Regions from separate parts of the Homo sapiens genome. Here region 2 is linked to region 1. The links are chromatin loops, found by intact Hi-C in ENCODE. Cell type or tissue: IMR-90. All regions are shown on one strand. Each heading gives the region's core, and the rest is flanking DNA. Links, peaks and the distances in the headings are about the cores only.

Region 1 (8,408 bases), core at 1,933-6,932:
GCTCTTTGGCTTTTTTTAGAAGAAAGTATTGGTGATCTGGGATGGATGTGTCTGTGCCTGTGTGTCGGGGTGGGTAAGTGTGCTGTCTTGTCTGGCTATGGGAGGAGAGACAAAATGAGCTTTGGAAAGGTAAGCAAGTGAGCAGCTACCAGAACGGCCTGTGTACTGTAAAAGAGGAGAGAAAACCTAATTTGTAAGGCTCCTGTCACCTGTCTCAGGTTGGGTTGGCTCCAGGGTCATTGAGCCAGTCCCCTGCCCAGCCACGGGACTCTCCAGCAGTCCACCCCGGGGGAGGAGGACCTGGGCCTGCTGCTGTGATAATGTGGCTGTTTGTCAAGCTGTGTTGCTGTCTCTGGCCCACGGCCCAGGACTCACAGGCAGGAATGGCTGTTTTCCTCCTGCCGAGTTGGTGTGTAGTGGAGTTTGTGGATAGTGTGCTGTGTCGCACTTTGTTTTGGAAAAATCCAGGCTAGTGGGCAGGAAGGAGAGGGGAAGGGGTGTGGCTGAAGGGGGTGCTATGTGGGGGTTGGCCACAGCCCCCAGAGGAGATGTAGGAATGGGGCCGGGCCCCTGACGTAGGTTGGTCACCAATCTCTGGCTGCCTGACAAGGCCCCTGGTGTTCGCTTACAGACCCTCCTCCCAACTGTGCCCCTCTGGGGATCTGGGCTCAGGAAATGGCTTTTCTTTTGGTCCTGAGCTGTTGTGTTTGGTCTGTGGACCTCAAAGGAAAGCAGGGCTCTTCCCACAGAGGCATTGCTTCAAACCAACCCCACCCAAGGCTGGAGGTTCGTGCTCCTTGCCTCATGACGGGGAAGAAGGCAGCAGATAACAGAACCTGGGGTCATAGACCTTGAGCCACCCAGTAGTGTCTGAGTGGTGATCCACTCTTGCCTGCAATGAGGACCAAGGCAAAAAGAGTTGGCTGAATCTGCAGCAGGAAGGATGAGGGTTAGATACCAGGAGGAAATTCCTGACAGTGAGAAAAGTAAGACACTCTGTCTGGGAGGCTGTCGAATTTCCTTTCATGGTGCCCTTTCAGCAAAGGAAGGATTGTGTTTTGGAGGTAAGGATGGGGAGAGTTCTGTTTGGTGTTTAGAGAGTTGGATGAAAAGTTCTGTAATCAACCTGTGTCTTGAGAGGAGCCAGGAAGAAGTTCAAAGCCATTTGGGTAAGGTGATTTGTGATCCCCGGAGAGGAAAAGAATAGGATTACAGGCAGGCAGAGAGCTTATTTTCCTTTTTATAAGGTTTGTAAAGTCCTGTAGTCGTTTTCCCTAGGGGCTCCACGCGGAGTAGGCAGAAGATTATGTGAGCACTGTGCAGTGCCCATTTTACAGATGGACAAATGAGACGGAACCTCTACTCCTCACACTGGGTATGGTGATGAGTATCATGGTCTGTAAAATATAAGCTCTCTGAGGTCAGGGACTTCACTTCCTTTGTCCCCTGGTGTCTAGAACATGGCTGGGCACACAGCTGGTGGCACTCGGTGGATGTTTGCTGAATGAGAGAATGAGCATGAAGATTGGAGGCCCAGGGATGACCGGATGCCTTGTGTTACTCCCACTGTGCTTGTAAAAAGCCTACGTGATGAGGCATGCTTCCAAAGGCACCATCTCTAGCCTCGTGTGAGGTCACCTGTGTTTCTGGAGCAGTAGGGTGTGTTTGCTGACATGCCGTGCCCCTGCCCCAGCCCATTTGTTGTTCTCTGAGTTCTGTCTGTCTGTGTGTACCGACACTCAGACGTGTCACCGTGCATGTCTGCTGTCCGCCAGCAAGGGTCACGTGCCCCCAAACTTTGCAGAAAACAGGAAGCCCCGTCAGTGAGAGGGCAGCCCAGTGATTCATCAGGGGATGACAGTCCCAGCTGTTCGTCCCCCATCCTCTGCACTGGGGTCACTGTCCAGGGTGGCTTCCTCCCCATGCCTCCCCTCCCCTCCCCGCCCGGTGGAGCAGAGCGGGCTTGGACTTTGCCTTATCACCTCTGGAGGCGGCCTGGCCAGACTCTGTTTGGGCCAAGTTTTTATTTATCTTCACTGGCTTTTTTTGGGGTGGGGAGGCTGAGGAATGTGGAGTGTTGTAATGTTTGGAAGAGGGCGGTGGGGAAAGGGGAGCCAGGTCTCCTGTCCTGCTTGTCCTGCTTACCCCTGCACCTTTGCAGGCTCCCGGCCCCCCTTGGTTCCCCAGTTCCCCCTGCCAAGCCCATATCAATATGGCCCATTGTCTTTCTCCAGCTCCCTGGGTCTGGTCCCATGCTCCTGGCCACACCTCACGTCTTGGCTACCGTTGTGGCTTCCAGTTGTTCAAAGCAGCTGTGGTGGCTTCCTCCAAAAGTGGCTACGGATCAGCAACAGATGAAACTCAAGGGGCTATTTATAGCAGGGTGGCCCTGGGGCCTGGAGCAGGGCCTAGGGCCTGGGGAGATTCAGGGACTCCTCATTAGGGACCAGTGAAATGGAGATGGGTGAACTGTTGGGTTTCTGTGTTCCTCTGAGGGGGCAGTTTTGGAACAGCCTGGTTTGGGTCTTGAAAACCAAACACAGTCACTCGTTGACTCCCAGCTCCACCCCTGTCTAATCCCCCCACCCCCAAGCTTGACTCATGCAAACTGGAGTCCTCAGGGCCAGAAGAGCTGTGAGACTTAGAAACTTCCCCCCAGTAGCCCCACTTGGCTCTTCCCTCCTTCACTGCTGAGGAGCTGCTCATTGGTCCGAGGCAGCTGGGACTCTGGGCAGAGCCTTCTTCCGGACAGCTGGATGGAGGGTCCCCCTCTTAGCAGAGCTGCTCTAACTTGGGGCTCAGCTGGGAGCTGGACCTCGGAACCCACCTATCCTGCCTCGTAGGCACTGCGGAGCCAGGAGAGGGGTGCAGGGGCTCCTCTTCTTGGAGACCCCGTGGTCAAGCCCCAGGTTGGAGTGTGAATCCTGCCTGGCCGTCAACTTCCCAGGGACTTGAGGGTAAGTTATTCTGTGCCTCAGTTTCTTCCTTTCTTGGCAGATTGTGGTCCTGTCTCTTTAAAGAAGAGGCTGCAACTTGGCGGTAGGAAAAGACCATTTTCTGAGAGGCACATGGGTGTTTGGAAGGTGTCAATGGGCTCAGGAGGTCTGAGAATCTAGAAACTGGCCTTCCCAATTCTGCATCCTGTGAGGTGACTGGAAGGATGGGTAGAGGCGATGCAGGGTGTTGGTTTTCTATAGAGGTGAATGTTTGGTTGTAACTACCCTTTTCATTTTTCTTGATACAAAAGTAACAACAAAAACAACAGCTGTCATCTGGTAAATACCAGGCATGATGCGAAGTGCCTTATATGCATAACTCCTTTGGATCCTCACTGCCAGCCTGAAGGTTGTCCCATTTTACATGTGACATTACAAGAGGCTCAGAGGGGTTAAGTAACTGGCAGGGCTGCCCAGCAGGATCCTGGAATCCAAACTCTGTGGTCTGTGGGCCTCTGACCCTGTGCTTTCACACCCGCCATGCCATCCTGCTGCCCTGGGATGGATTGGGCCCATTTGCTTAAGTTTGTACCACTCGACAGCTGTGAAAAGGGGAGTGGGTGAGATGGTTACTGTCTGCCACAGACAGTGGGGAGTGGGCCCTCAGGAGCATGGCTCACTGTCTTAGGCCTCGTCTTGGTTCCTGCATGCTCCACCTGCCTGTTCTGGTCTCTAAACTCAATTGAATGACTTGATGTTACAGCTTTCAAGCAGAGAAGTGTGGGGTGATGGTGGCAAGACAGAGGGGCGCCATTACTCTCATCGCTCCTTTTGTGGTGGCAGTCGTATTCTCCTCCTGGGGTTTCTCTTGTGTTGGCGAGTGTATCAAAGTGAAGTGTGTTTCCATTGATTCAGTAACTGTTGAGTGTGCCCTCAGTGTGGATGGCACCAGCCCAGTGGGGTGCACTCCTCAGCATTCGGGATTCTTCCTTTTGTCCCTCTGGGGCTTGCACACAGGCAGGCACACTCACGTGGAATCAGTGTTGATGGCTTTGGCTTCGGGCAGGCTGTGTTTTTGCAGGGGTTAGGGTGGCAGGGCCAGAATGTTGGCAAGGAAAGAAGAGGATCATGTTTGCCCCCGTGGACAGCTCTCTGGTGTGCTCCTCCTGCCATCCTGCCCACCCCTGCATAATGCTGCTTCTCTTCTCTCCTTCCCAGGGCTCCACCAGGGTCACCCCGAGTGTCCAGCCCCACCTCCAGCCCATCAGGTATGCCTGGCCCGTGGGGGCAGGGGGCGGGAGTGCAAGCAGGGGGGTCACTGTGGGTGTCCCTGTTAAGTCTTGCCTCTGGGTCCCCCGGACTGCAGCCATAAAGCCACGGGTGGGGAGTGTGGGCAAACGTGAAAGGCACAGGAGAGGATGCGTGCGGATGCCGTTGGCAACAGTTGTGTTTTGAGCTCTTAGCCAGCCCTTGAGCTGAGTCTTTATTTACCTGCATGAGCTCATCTAGTCCTTGCAACAACCCCGCAAGGTACGTATTTTATTCCCTTTGGTAGAGCAGCATTTCAGAGAGATGAGGTGACTTGTAAAGGTCACACAGCCACCAAGAGGCAGCACTTGGATTTGCGTTTAGGGCTGATGAGCATTGAGGCCTGTGCTGGATCTCTTCCTCTCTGCAGACAGGATTCTGACTGGGCAGAGTCATTTATGAAAGGGAAGTTCCCTATCTGGCTGGGCTGGCAGGGGCCGGGGGAAGGGGATGCACAAGGGACTTTGTGTCCTGGCGATCCAGAGAGTTTGTTTTGCCCTCTCTGCCTCACCTTCACCCACTGAGGCTCCTGAGATGATTGGGGATGCCAGCCCTGCAGTAGAGTTGAAGCCCCTGGAAGTTTCTGGCCCAGCTGCCAGCTGTCCACAGACTGGAGGTGGCTCCTTAGAGGATCCCCTCCTTCCCTTAGACCTGGGCAGGTGGATGCAGAGTGTGATGCTGAGGCTGTCCGGCTGGTGGCACTGTTCTGCATTTGCGTCCTTCCTGGGATCCAGCCTGTAGACAGGGGCGGGTCAGTGCCCCAGATGGGCCACGTCTGACTCATGGCCCTCACCAGCACGGCCCCTCTTGCTCCCCTTCCTGTGCTGAGGGAGAGGCTGAAATCACAGGAGCTTGTCTTGCGAGTTTTTCTGACATTCTAGTTTCTTCCTTGGAGCCAGAACAGAGAGGGGTTTTGGAGGATGGGGAGGAGGGGATGCTGCAAGTTAGCTGAGGCTCCCCGCCCTCACACCCACTTGCTTGCAGGTATGTGTGCGTGTGGCTTCTTGTCCCAGACTGGTCACCACCTACAAGAACTGTCCTTGGGTAGGCAGTTGGCTTGAGATAGAAACTTCTCCCCCACAGCTGCAATGAGAAGCTTTCCATAGGGACAAGAAGTAGCTGGGACTCAGAGTCAAACTCAAACCGGGCTCCTTACCTCTGGGTGCTGGTCCCCAGTCCCACTCAGGCCCCTGTCATCCCAACAGAGAGGTCCTGCCATGCCTCATCCTTGGCTGCCCCATCTCCACACCCCACCTGGACTGGGATTGAACCCTGGTGGAGGTCTGGATTCCTCATGGCTTCTCAGCATCTGGGGGCTTGTTCTGTCTAGTGCCAGAGAGCCCTCATCACTTTTAAATACCCCAGTGGTATTCCTTTCGCTGCCCTCCACTCTCCACTTTATCCCGCTGTGGTGAAAGGTTAGCAGAATGAAATGTCAGTGCTGCCTGCATTTGATAGAGGGGGAAGCGAGACACTAGGAGGTCAATGATTGGGGAAAAAGCTGGAGGGATGGGGGAGGTGCTTCTAGAAGCAAGAGGTGGGCTTCCCAAGTGGGCATCCTGGACCCTTCCTCTGGAAGAAAAGTTGGGAGAGATGTAAAGATGCGAGCCCCTCCCTTCCTCACCCAGTGCCCAGTGGAGAGGATGGCCAGCCCAGGGGCCTCCCCACCTCTCCGGGAAACGCATGGTGCTGGCGGCTGCCCGCCACTGCAGCAACAAGGGCTCTGTGCCCTCTTGTTTTCTGGGCCCTTAGAAATCAGGGAGGCTGCTGCCAAGAAGCAGCTCTGGCAGGCAGTGGGAGCTGCCAGAGGTGGGGAGAAGGCCAAGGAACAAAGGGCAGGAGTTGGCCTGCCTCCGGGAGGGCTGGAATGTGTGCTGTGGTCTGGCTTACCTGGAACCCAGGTGAACGTGTCACCTGAGATGCCCCCTCCCCTGAGAGGTTTCCCGCCCACTCCACAGCTCGAGAGCTAGGGGCGGGCAGTGGGAAGTCTCCGTTCCAGGGCTGGAGAGCGCCCAGCGCAGGCTCTCCTTCCTCTTCCAGAGCAGTCTGGGGCCTTTCGGGAGACTTCTGCCTGGCCAGGCAGCCAGTGTTGGGAGCCAGAGCTCCTGGGTTCCTGGGCCAGTCTGGCCCTGGCTCTGAGCTCTGGAGTCACAGGTTGAAGGCAGTGGCCAAAGGACTGATGGGAACCAAGAATTGGTGTCATCACAGTTTGGTTCTGAAATGGCCTGAGGTCCTTGCCAGCCCTACCCAGCTTGTTCTCGCCGGCACTCCCAAGCCGGCCACATTGGCCTTGCCAGAGGAAGCCTGTGGCCTTGGCCTTGGGTTGAAGAGCAGCCAAGCACCCTGGGCTGCATATGGGGGTCACACAGGGTGTGTATGGGGTGCAGCTATCTGGGGCCTTCCCTGTGGGCTGGATTCTGATATGGACCCTCCGCTGCCTGCTGTCTCCCTAGAAACATGAGTGTGAGCCGGACCATGGAGGACAGCTGTGAGCTGGACCTGGTGTACGTCACAGAGAGGATCATCGCTGTCTCCTTCCCCAGCACAGCCAATGAGGAGAACTTCCGGAGCAACCTCCGTGAGGTGGCGCAGATGCTCAAGTCCAAACATGGAGGCAACTACCTGGTGAGGATGGATCCTCGTGCCCACTGTCCTGTGCCCTCTATGCTTCCATCTGCTCACCACCTCTACATGACTGGTATCCCTGCCACCAGCCCCTGTGCCAGCATGCCCTCTTCTCTTTGTTTATCTGCCTTTCCCCTCAGGCAGCTCTCGTGCCTGAGTCTTCAATCACTCTCCAGCCCAGCTCTCCTCTAAGGAGTGTGCTGCAGCTGGAATGTAGCATCTGGAACTCTGTGTGTGCATGTGTGTGCTGGCCAGGAGAAGAGAGTACCAATAAGAGTTCAGGTTATTGAGCGCTTGCTACTAGCCAGGCCCTGTTCCAACTGCTTTCCACGCACTTAACCTTTGCAGCAGCCCTAGCAAGCAGGCACTTGCCAGAGCACAGAGAGGTGGGGTTATTTGCCTAAGGTTGCAGGGTCAGGAAGTGGCAGAGCTGGCACAGGGTCGGTGCCTCTGAGAAGTCTGAGGGCAGAGTCTTGGCAACATGTGTCTTAAGGGACCCTGGGTTGCTGGCACCTGGCTCGGCCTGGCCCAGAGGAGTCACCTTGGCACACGGGAGAGAGGTGCTGGCGGTGGTCTCCACTAACGCAGAAAGGCTGATCCGTCCTTGGCCCCAGAGGAGGGCTCAGGTCCATTTTAGAGGGAGGTGCCTGTGGACTGGACCCACAGATCTGATCTGTACAACCTCAGGTGGCTGTCCCCAGGGTGTTTGAGGTGGGATGTAGGAGGCTGCATTAGTTTCCCAGGGCCACTGTAGCAAATGAGGTGGCCCTTTCTATCCATGGGTTTCACCTCTTTGGACTCAATCCATCATGAGTTGAAAATATTCAGAAAAAACCCAACAGTAAATAACAATAAAAAACAATACAAATAAAAACAATACAGCAGAACAACTATTTGCAGAGCGTTTATATTGTATTAGGTATTACAAGTAACCTAGAGATGATTTAAAGTCTACGGAAGTATATGCATAAGTTATATGCAAATAGTACATTTTTTATATGCAAGTTATATGTAAATAGTACATATTTTATGTAAGAGACCTGAGCACCCATGGATTTTGGTATCCACTATCCATGGCGGGGTGGAGGGGTCCTAGATCCAAATCCTCCATAGACACCAAGTGATGACTCTACCTCAAATCTGGTGGCTCAAAATAACAGAAATTTATTCTCTCACAGTTCTGAAGGCTGGAAATCTGAAATCAAGGTGTTGACGGGGCCATGCTCCCTCTGAATCCTATGGCAGAGAATCCCTTCTTGCCTTTTCCTAGCTTGCGGTGGGATTCCTTGGTTTGTAGCGCATCACTCCAATCTCTACCTCCATCTCCACGTGGCCTTCTTCAGTGTCTCTCTGTGTGTCTTCTCTTCCTACAAGGACATCAATTATTGGACTTAGGGTCCACCCTAGATCCAGGTTGATGTCATATTGAGATCCTTAACTACTTACACTGGCAAAGGCACTATTTCCAAATAAGGTTGTATTCTGAAGTTCTGGGTGGACATGACGTTTTGAGGATACTATTCAACCACTATAGAGACC
Region 2 (8,408 bases), core at 1,063-6,062, 66 kb before region 1:
CTGTCCTAAAAAAGTATCACAAACTAGGTGACTTAAAACAACAGAAATGTATTGTCTCACAGTTCTGGAGGCTAGAAGTCAAAAATCAAGGTGTTGGCAGGCCTGTGCTCCCTCTGAAACCTGCAGGGGCCCTTCCTTGCCTCTTTCCAGCTTCTGGAGGTTTCCAGCGATCTTTGGTGTTCCTTGGCTTGTAGGTGCATCACCCATCCTCTGTCTTCACGTGGTGGCCTACCTGTGTCCTCACATCATCTTCCTTCTGTGTCTATGTGTCTCTGTGTACAAATTTTTTTTTTTTATCAGGAACTGTCATAGATGGTTAAGGCCCATCCTCATGACCCCATTTTAGAGCTTGATTACATCTGTAACGACCCTACTTTCAAAAAGGTGCTGGGGGTTAGGACTTCAGCACATCTTTTGTGAGGGACATAATTCAACCCATAACATAGCTGTGCCATTTTACATTCTTGCTAGCAATATGTGAAGTTTCCAATTTTTCCACATCCTTGTCAACACTTGTTATTATCTGACTTTTTGATTGTAGCCATTCTAGTGGATGTCAAGTGGTATCTCATCATGGTTTTGATTTGATTTCCCTGATGAGTAATGATGTTGAGTGTCTTTTCATGTGTTTATTGATTATTTGTGTATCTTTTTTGGAGAAATGTTTATTGACATTGTTCATTTAAAAAATTGGGTTATTTGTCTTTTATTATTGAGTTGTAAAAGTTCTTTATACGTTCAGGATACAAATTCCTTATCAAATATAGATCTGAATTTTTTTTTTCTATTCTCTGGTTGTCTTAAAAGCCAGTTTTGAATTTAGTTGAAGTCTAGTTTATTTTTTCTTTAGTGGCTTGTGCTTTTGCTTTCATATCTAAGAATTTATTGCCAAATCCAAGGTCACAAAGATTTACCCCTGTTTTCTTCTGAGAGTTTACAGTTTTGGCTCTTATATTTAGGTCTTTTATCCATTTTGAGTTAATTTTTATATATGATGTGAAGTAAGGTAAATGCTGTTTTGCATGTGGTTATCCATTTGTTCCAGCACTATTTGGTGAAAAGATCATTCTTTCCCCACTGAATGATCTTGGCATCATTAGTATTAAGTTTCAAAATTGGGAAGTGTGAATTCTCTGACTTTATTCTTTTTCAAGGTTGTCTTGGCTATTCTGTGTCCCTTAAATAAATTTTAGGATCAGCCTGTCAATTTCTACAAATAAGCCAGTTGGAATTCTGATAGGGTTTGCATTGACTCTGTGGGCCAACTGGGGGAGTATTGCCATCTTAACAATTTTGAGGCTGGGAGTGGTGACTCATGCCTGTAATCCCAGCACTTTGGGAGGCCGAGGTGGGTGGATCACTTGAGGTGGGTAAGGAGTTCGAGACCAGCCTGACCAACATGGTGAAACCCCATCTCTACTAAAAATACAAAAATTAGCCAGGCATGGTGGTGCACAGCTGTAAACCCAGCTACTCGGGAGGCTGACGTAGGAAGATCTCTTGAACCCGGGAGGCGGAGGTTGTATTGAGCTGAGATTGCTCCACTGCACTCCAGCCTGGGTGACAGAGTGAGACTTTGATCAAAACAGGAAACAAAAAACACCAAAAAACAATTTTGAGTTTTCTGATTCATGAGCATGAGATATGTTTATATTTATTTATATCTTCTTTAATTTATTTCAACAATATTTTGTAATTTTAAGAGTATATATTTTTTACTTCTTTTGTGAAGTTTTTCTTCAGTATTTTGTTCTTTTTGATGCTGTTTTAAATGGAGTTGTTCTTAATTTCATTTTTAGGTCTTTCATTGTCAGTATATGAAAATATAATTGATTTTGTGTAGTGATGATTTATCTTACAATCATCAGTATTTATTAATTCTAATAGTATTTAAGGGGTTCCTTAGGATTTTCTACATACAAGATGATGTCCTCTGTGAATATAGTTTTAGTTTTTCCTTTCCAACCAGGATGCTTTTTATTTCATTTTTTGCCTAATTGTCCTGACTGGAAACTTCAATACAATGTTACTAGATGTGGCAAGAGCAGAAATTGTTGTCTAGTTCCCGAACTTAGGAGGAAACTATCCAATATTTCACCACTAAGCATGATATTAGCTGTGGATTTTTCACAGATGCCCTTCATCAGGTTGAGGAAGTTTCCTTCTATTCCTAGTTTGTTGAATGTTTTTGAAATCATGAAATGGTGTTGGATTTTGTCAAATTCTTTTAATGATGATCATGTAGTTTTTGTTTTTTTAGTCTATTGATACAGTATAATACATCAATTGATTTTCAGTTGTTAAAACCACCTTTCATTCCTGGGATAAGTCCCATTTGGTCATGGTGTATAATTCTCTTTCTTAAATGTTTCTGGATTCACTTTGCTAGCATTTTCTTGAGGATTTTTACATCTATATTCGAAAGAGATATTGGACGGTAGTTTTCTTTTTCCTTTGATATCTTTGGTTTTGGCCTCATAGAATGATTTGAGAGGTGTTTGTTTGTCTTCTATGTTTTGGAAGAATTTGTAAAGAATTGATATTGATTCTTCTTTAAAAGTTTGTGGAGAACATTTAAACCTGTGAAGCCATCGGGACCTGGGCTTTTCTTTGCGTGTAGTTTTTTGATTGCCAGTTCAATTTCTTTATTTATTATAGGTCTATTCAGATTTCTAATTTCTTCTTGAGTCAGTTTTGGTAGTTTATGCCTTTCTAGGAATTTGTCTATTTTATCTTAGCTATCTGATTTATTCATGGTATTTCTTCATAATTCTTTTTATTTCTGAAAGGTTGGTAGTAATGTCCCCTCTTTCACTTGTGATTTGAGTAATTTGAGTCTTCTTTCTTTGAATCTTAATCAATCTAGCTGAAGTTTTGCCAATTTTGTTGATCTTTTCAAAGAATTTACCTTTTCCTTACTTTTGCTTATAGCCACTGTTTATTTTTTATTTTTATTTATTTATTTATTTATTTTTGAGACCGAGTCTCGCTCTGTCACCCAGGCTGGAGTGCAGTGGCTTGATCTCGGCTCACTGCAAGCTCCGCCTCCTGGGTTCATGCCATTCTCCTGTCTCAGCCTCCCAAGTAGCTGGGACTACAGGTGCCTGCCACCAAGCCTGGCTAATTTTTTTTGTATTTTTAGTAGAGATGGGGTTTCACCGTGTTAGCCAGGATGATCTCGATCTCCTGACCTCGTGATCCGCCCACCTCAGCCTCCCAAAGTGCTGGGATTACAGGCGTGAGCCACCGCACCCGGCCTATAGACACTGTTTATTAAGTATCCCCTGCATGGTGACTACGTGACACTCTTCTCATTTAATCCTTGAAATACCACATATAAAGCAGATGTGATTGTTCACACTGTCAGATGAGCCATTGAAGGGAAAGTCTTAACACCAGTTATGCAACCAGCAGGCAGTGATGTGGGCTTCCTGCTCGGGTCTGAGAGTCTGGCTCTAATGTCTGATGGATTTCAGTACAGCAAGGGACCTTTCGTGTTCCACACTCAGCCTCTACTCCCCACAGCTGTGACTTCATGATTTTCTGACTTTATCATTGCTTAGGGGAGAGCAATGGGTCAGTGTTCCCTTGTGCTGTTCAGTGAGCCTCAGCATCGCTTGGTGAGCCTGTTCAGCATACTCCTGCCCTGTCAAGTTTGACTCAGTGCATCTGGGGTTAGACTTAGGGATCTGCATTATTTTCCAACATCTGATGCTGGGTCCCTGGCAGCGCTTGTGGAGCCCGTGTTTGCCCTGGGAAATGCCTCTTCAACTTAACTGGATGCAGGCCCTGGGGAAGTTACTGCTTCCCCTGGTGTCTGTTCTTCTGGCTTCAGCTTCGCTGGGGATGGATTCAAGGATGAGGTAGGTTTTGGGGGAGAAGCTACTTTCTCTTGCTTTATAACAATTTTGCAAGAAGCTTTAACTTCCCCTGACATCTTTGAGTCTCTCTCTCTCTTGCTGTCTCCTTACACACGCGCGCGCGCGCACACACACACACACACACACACACACACACACACACACACGCAGCCTGCTCCCCATAGCAGGGAGGGGCAAGGCTGGGGGTGAAGAGACACTGAGCTGTGACTGGCTTCTCATTTTCCTGGAATGTGGCTCCCCAAAGGTCTCATATTTTTCAGCGTTTCTGACGCTGCGGCTGTGTAAACATCACACAAGGGTTTGCTGCATCTGAGAGACCAGAGGAGTTAGAGAGAGGGGGAGGGTAGGAGCCCAGAGCAGAGAGAAGGGCAAATGGGAGATGGAGAATGGAGAGAGAGAGAGAGGAGAGGAAAGTCCTGGGGTCCTGGTGGAACAGGATGCTGGATGAAGCACGCTAGAGGGAACAAAGACCAGTGGAGTCCCACTGAGCAGGTGAGGGATCTAGGAGGGCGGGGTTTGTGGTGTGGTACCAGGGGAGGGCAGAAGGTCCAGTTCAGGTTAGGAGCTCTATCGGTGAGGTGGGAGGAGACCCCTGGTCCACACCAGCCACCCTGGCTGCTTCTGGCTTCTAGCTCGGGGGGTCTGTGGTGCCCGTTGAGCTGGCTAAGCAGGGAGAGCAAGGCCTTTGCTGGTGGACGGCCGCCTCCCGGGGTGTGGTGAGCCTGGCAGTGGTGAGTAGCAGCTCCTTGCCTCCTGGGGCTCCACCTTGGCTGAGAGAACCTGCTGGTGTGGAGGGAGGCCCAGGATGCCTTATGAGAACCTAGCATTCTCTGCTGCTGGGCTCTGCCTGGAGGCTCAGACTCAGTTGTAGTTCTCTGAGCCTCCCAAGCCACTGACCTAGAACTACCCACTTCCTGAGCCTGGACAGCAGGAGAGGTGGCCTGGTGCATGCAGTTGGAGTCCCTGTGGCCTCCGGCTTAGGAGGCTCTTGACTCTGCTATTTACATGAACCTTGTTGTATCAGGCAAGTCACTCCCACTCTGAAATCAGGTTTCCTCAGCTGTATAAAAATGGTGACATTGATATCTTGCTGATATCATGCTGACCTTGCAAGGTTGGTGGGAGGATTAGAGAGAATGTAGGTAAAATCCTGGCATGTGATAGGCTTTTGCTCAATAGATAACTCTTGTTCTATTCTTCTGAGATCCTAGGATAATAAAGAGCTAAGTGCCCCAGAAATAACAAACAGCTAAGTGCCCCAGAAATCCACCAGCCAGCAGGCCAGGGCAGCTCCACTGAATGACTGTGGTTCGCGTTCCCTTAACCTGTTCCAATGGATTCCTCTGCCTGCAGCCACCTGCTGGCCCTGTGTATTCCCCTCCCCTGCAGTTGTTTATCTCTGCTCCGCCCTGCCAAGGATCTTTGACACCCCTGCTCCCTCTCTCTGGGGGTTCTGGCTCCTGGCTGATGAGTGACTTGGCCAATGCCCCTTGCAGCGGGCAGGTGGGTGGGATGTTAGCGGGGGGCCGTTAGGAGGAGAGGGGTGTATGTGTCTTGGGGCACAGCAGAACACAGAGCGAGTCACAGATTAACCCCCTGGCCTGTTTCCTCTGGCGCGGCCCGGCGCACCCAAGCGAGGGTGTCCAGGGGTGTCTGGGTTCAGACTAGGTCCTGTTCAAGGAAGCAGGGGAGGAAGGTCACTCGTGGGTCACATGTGGTTGGAGGAGCAGCAGGAAAGCCCTGGAGCCCTCGTCTGCATACAGAACTCACACTGGCTTGAATTCCACATCAGCGCGCAGCTTCCAAAACTCCTATATCCTAGCACACACAGGATCTATTTAATCTAATCCTCACAGCAACACTACAAGATAGGTATTAATATAATCGCTAGGGCACAGAGGAGGAAACGCCTCAGATGATTGAGCAGTGCGCTCACACAGCCGGTAAGGTGGTGGAACCAGGACCGGGGACTTGAGCCCAGGCTTAGGGAGAGGCCTGGGGAGAGAATCTGAGCTGAGTGCCAAGTCTGACTTTTCTTCTTCAACACTCACTATCTCTGACACTGGACAAGTTGCACAGCCTCTTTGTGACTTGAGTTCTTGATCTGTAATAGTCATAAACATAGATCTTGCTTCATAAGATGATTGTAAGAATTAAATGCATTAATGCCTACAAAGTGCTTAGAGCAATAGATAAATGCTAGCAATTATGATCAGCACCCCTCTGTGAATAAAGTCTGAGGACAGAGGCTGCAGTTGGGTTGGGTGGAGGAAGTGAGTGTAAACTGGCTTGTCATGTTTTGCTTTACTGAGGCCTCCCGAACCTCCAGGGAAGACAATTTGAATGTTCTCCACTGGACCAGCCGTCTTGTGAGGAGGTGAGCTCTCAGTAGCTGTCTTACGTTGTGGGGAGGAAGGTTGGACTGGAAACAGTCAAAGTCTCTTGTTTTAAGATTTGGGGCCTGGGGAGTCAGAGCTGATTTTTAAGAAATTTTACCACACCCGACTAATTTTTTTTTTTTTTTTGTATTTTTAGTAGAGATGGGGTTTCACCATGTTGCCCAGGCTGGTCTCAAACTCCTGAGCTCAGGCAATCTTCCCACTTAGGCCTTCCAAAGTGCTAGGATTAGAGGTGTGAGTCACTGAGCCTGGCCTTTTTTTTTTTTTTTTCGGTAAATGTACATATTTTCATGGCTCACGTGATGAGTTAATACAGTCATATAATTTGTAAAGATCAAATCAGTGTAATTGGGATATCCATCAACTTAAATATTTATCTTTTCTTCATGCTAGAAACACTGGAATTATTCTTATCTAGCTATTTGGAAATATACATTAGAGCCGATTTGTTTCCTGCCTCCCCTGCTTATAGCTGAGTAGCCTTGGGCCATTTTCTCAAGTGCGCAGGTTCTCAGCTTCCTGGTCCATAAGCTGGGGTCATGAGTCCTGCCTGCAGTCTTGTGGTGAGGATTAGATGAGCTAGGTATGGAGAGTGCTTTTACGCTCCCGGTGCATGATAGCCAGTGACCTGTGATGGCTGTGGTGTGGTGGCGGTGGCATGGTTATTGTCATTAGATGCAGTCTGGCTCTCTCCAGGTGATGACCCCGTGCCGGAGCACCTGTGCCAATTATCCCTGGGCCAGTTCTGTTTTCCGTGTTCCCTGGGTGGTCTGCATTCTTCCTCCTCTGCCCTCTTAGTCTGAGCATCCCTTGTCTGATTCCTGGAGGTATCTCGGGACCTCTCAGGTTGAACTCCTCTCCCCTTCCAAGGACTTAATTCTTGAACTATCCTCTGACCCTCATCTGACCCTAATCTGTGCCTTCCTTAGAACCCAAGTTTTTGTTTTGTTACTTTGTATTCTGAGATGATTAAACTTACACAAAATTTGCAAAAATAGTACAGAGTTTCCTTATATCCTTCACCCAACTCCCCCTAATGCTGACATCTTACATAACCATGCACGGTTATCAAAACCAGGACATTCACATTGATCTGACGTTAATCTGAGGATTGTAGTAGAATTTGGCCAGTGTTCCCACCACTGCCCTTTTTCTGATCTAGGATCCAATCCAGGATCCCACATTGCATGTGGTCATCGTGTCTCCTGAGTCTTCTCCTATCTGGGACAGTTCTTCTGTCTTTCTTTGTTGCTGATGAGTTTGGCACTTTTGGAGAGTGCTGGTTAGTTATTTTGAAGAATGTCCCTCAATTTGGGTGTGTTTGATTTTCTCTTTCCATCATTCTTTCTACATTTATTAACTGGAATTCTACTGTAAAGAATGGTGCCTTATCCCCATTTTACTGATTTATTCCATTATTTATTTGTCAGTATGGACACCCTGACATTCACTTTATGGATCATAAACTCATATGGTCATTTTTTTTTCTTGAATCCAATTGATCTAGCCATGGCCAATGGGAGCTCCTTGTGTTGGTAGGACCCATGGTTCTTAACTTTTTGTTTTCTTTTTGAGATGGAGTTTCGCTCCTGTTGCCCAGGCTGGAGTGCAATGGCATGATCTCGGCTCACTGCAACCTCCGCCTCCTGGGTTCAAGCAATTCTCCTGCCTCAGCCTCCCAAGTAGCTGGGATTACAGGCATGCGCCACCACGCCCAGCTAATTTTGTATTTTTAGTAGAGATGGGGTTTCTCCATGTTGGTCAGGCTGCTCTTGAGCTCCCGACCTCAGGTGATCCACCCGCCTCGGCATCCCAAAGCGCTGGGATTATAGGCGTGAGTCACCTCACCCAGCCTGGTTCTTGACTTCTCTTATCTACTCATTTTATTCATCAGGGTTCTCCAGAGAAACAGAACCCATATTAAGAAATTTATTGTAAGGGATTGGCTTACACAATTGTGGGGCCTGGCAAGTGTGAAGTGTGTAGGCCAGAGACTCAGGTAGCAGTTGATGTTGCAGATTCTTGAGGCAGAATATCTTATTTTTCAGGAAACCTCAGTTTATGCTCTTATGGCCTTCAATTGATTGGAGAAGGCCACCCACCTTTTCAAGGTTAGCCTCCTTTACTT

What was found. Hi-C counts contacts between places; a loop is a spot of excess contacts. Peaks named below come from ENCODE experiments on the same cell type or tissue, not always from the same donor. Only the 100,000 strongest peaks of a DNase experiment are listed, where the experiment ranks them.
Region 2: a loop joins it to region 1, with 3 times the contacts of the local background. A loop is called at or near these places in 4 of 110 quality-filtered maps.

What each region holds. Positions count from the first base shown.
Region 1 is chr2:217,896,259-217,904,666 of GRCh38, reverse strand. TNS1 (tensin 1) reads left to right here. Exons shown (of 33, transcript NM_001387777.1): 7 at 4,155-4,204; 8 at 6,698-6,869. MIR6809 (microRNA 6809) reads left to right here and starts at 4,039; the gene lies at 4,039-4,154. In IMR-90, for the core only: CTCF peaks have their summits at 4,504 and 4,946 (motif pointing right); DNase peaks (open chromatin) are centred at 2,616 and 4,996; H3K4me3 peaks cover 484 bases; H3K27ac peaks cover 2,009 bases.
Region 2 is chr2:217,961,888-217,970,295 of GRCh38, reverse strand. The region is part of intron 3 of TNS1 (tensin 1); the gene reads left to right. Among named protein-coding and RNA genes, the nearest start is that of TNS1-AS1, 13 kb to the left of the region's middle. RefSeq lists enhancers at 4,961-5,497, 5,498-6,035. In IMR-90, for the core only: no CTCF peak of the experiment used is centred there; a DNase peak (open chromatin) is centred at 4,105; H3K27ac peaks cover 2,516 bases.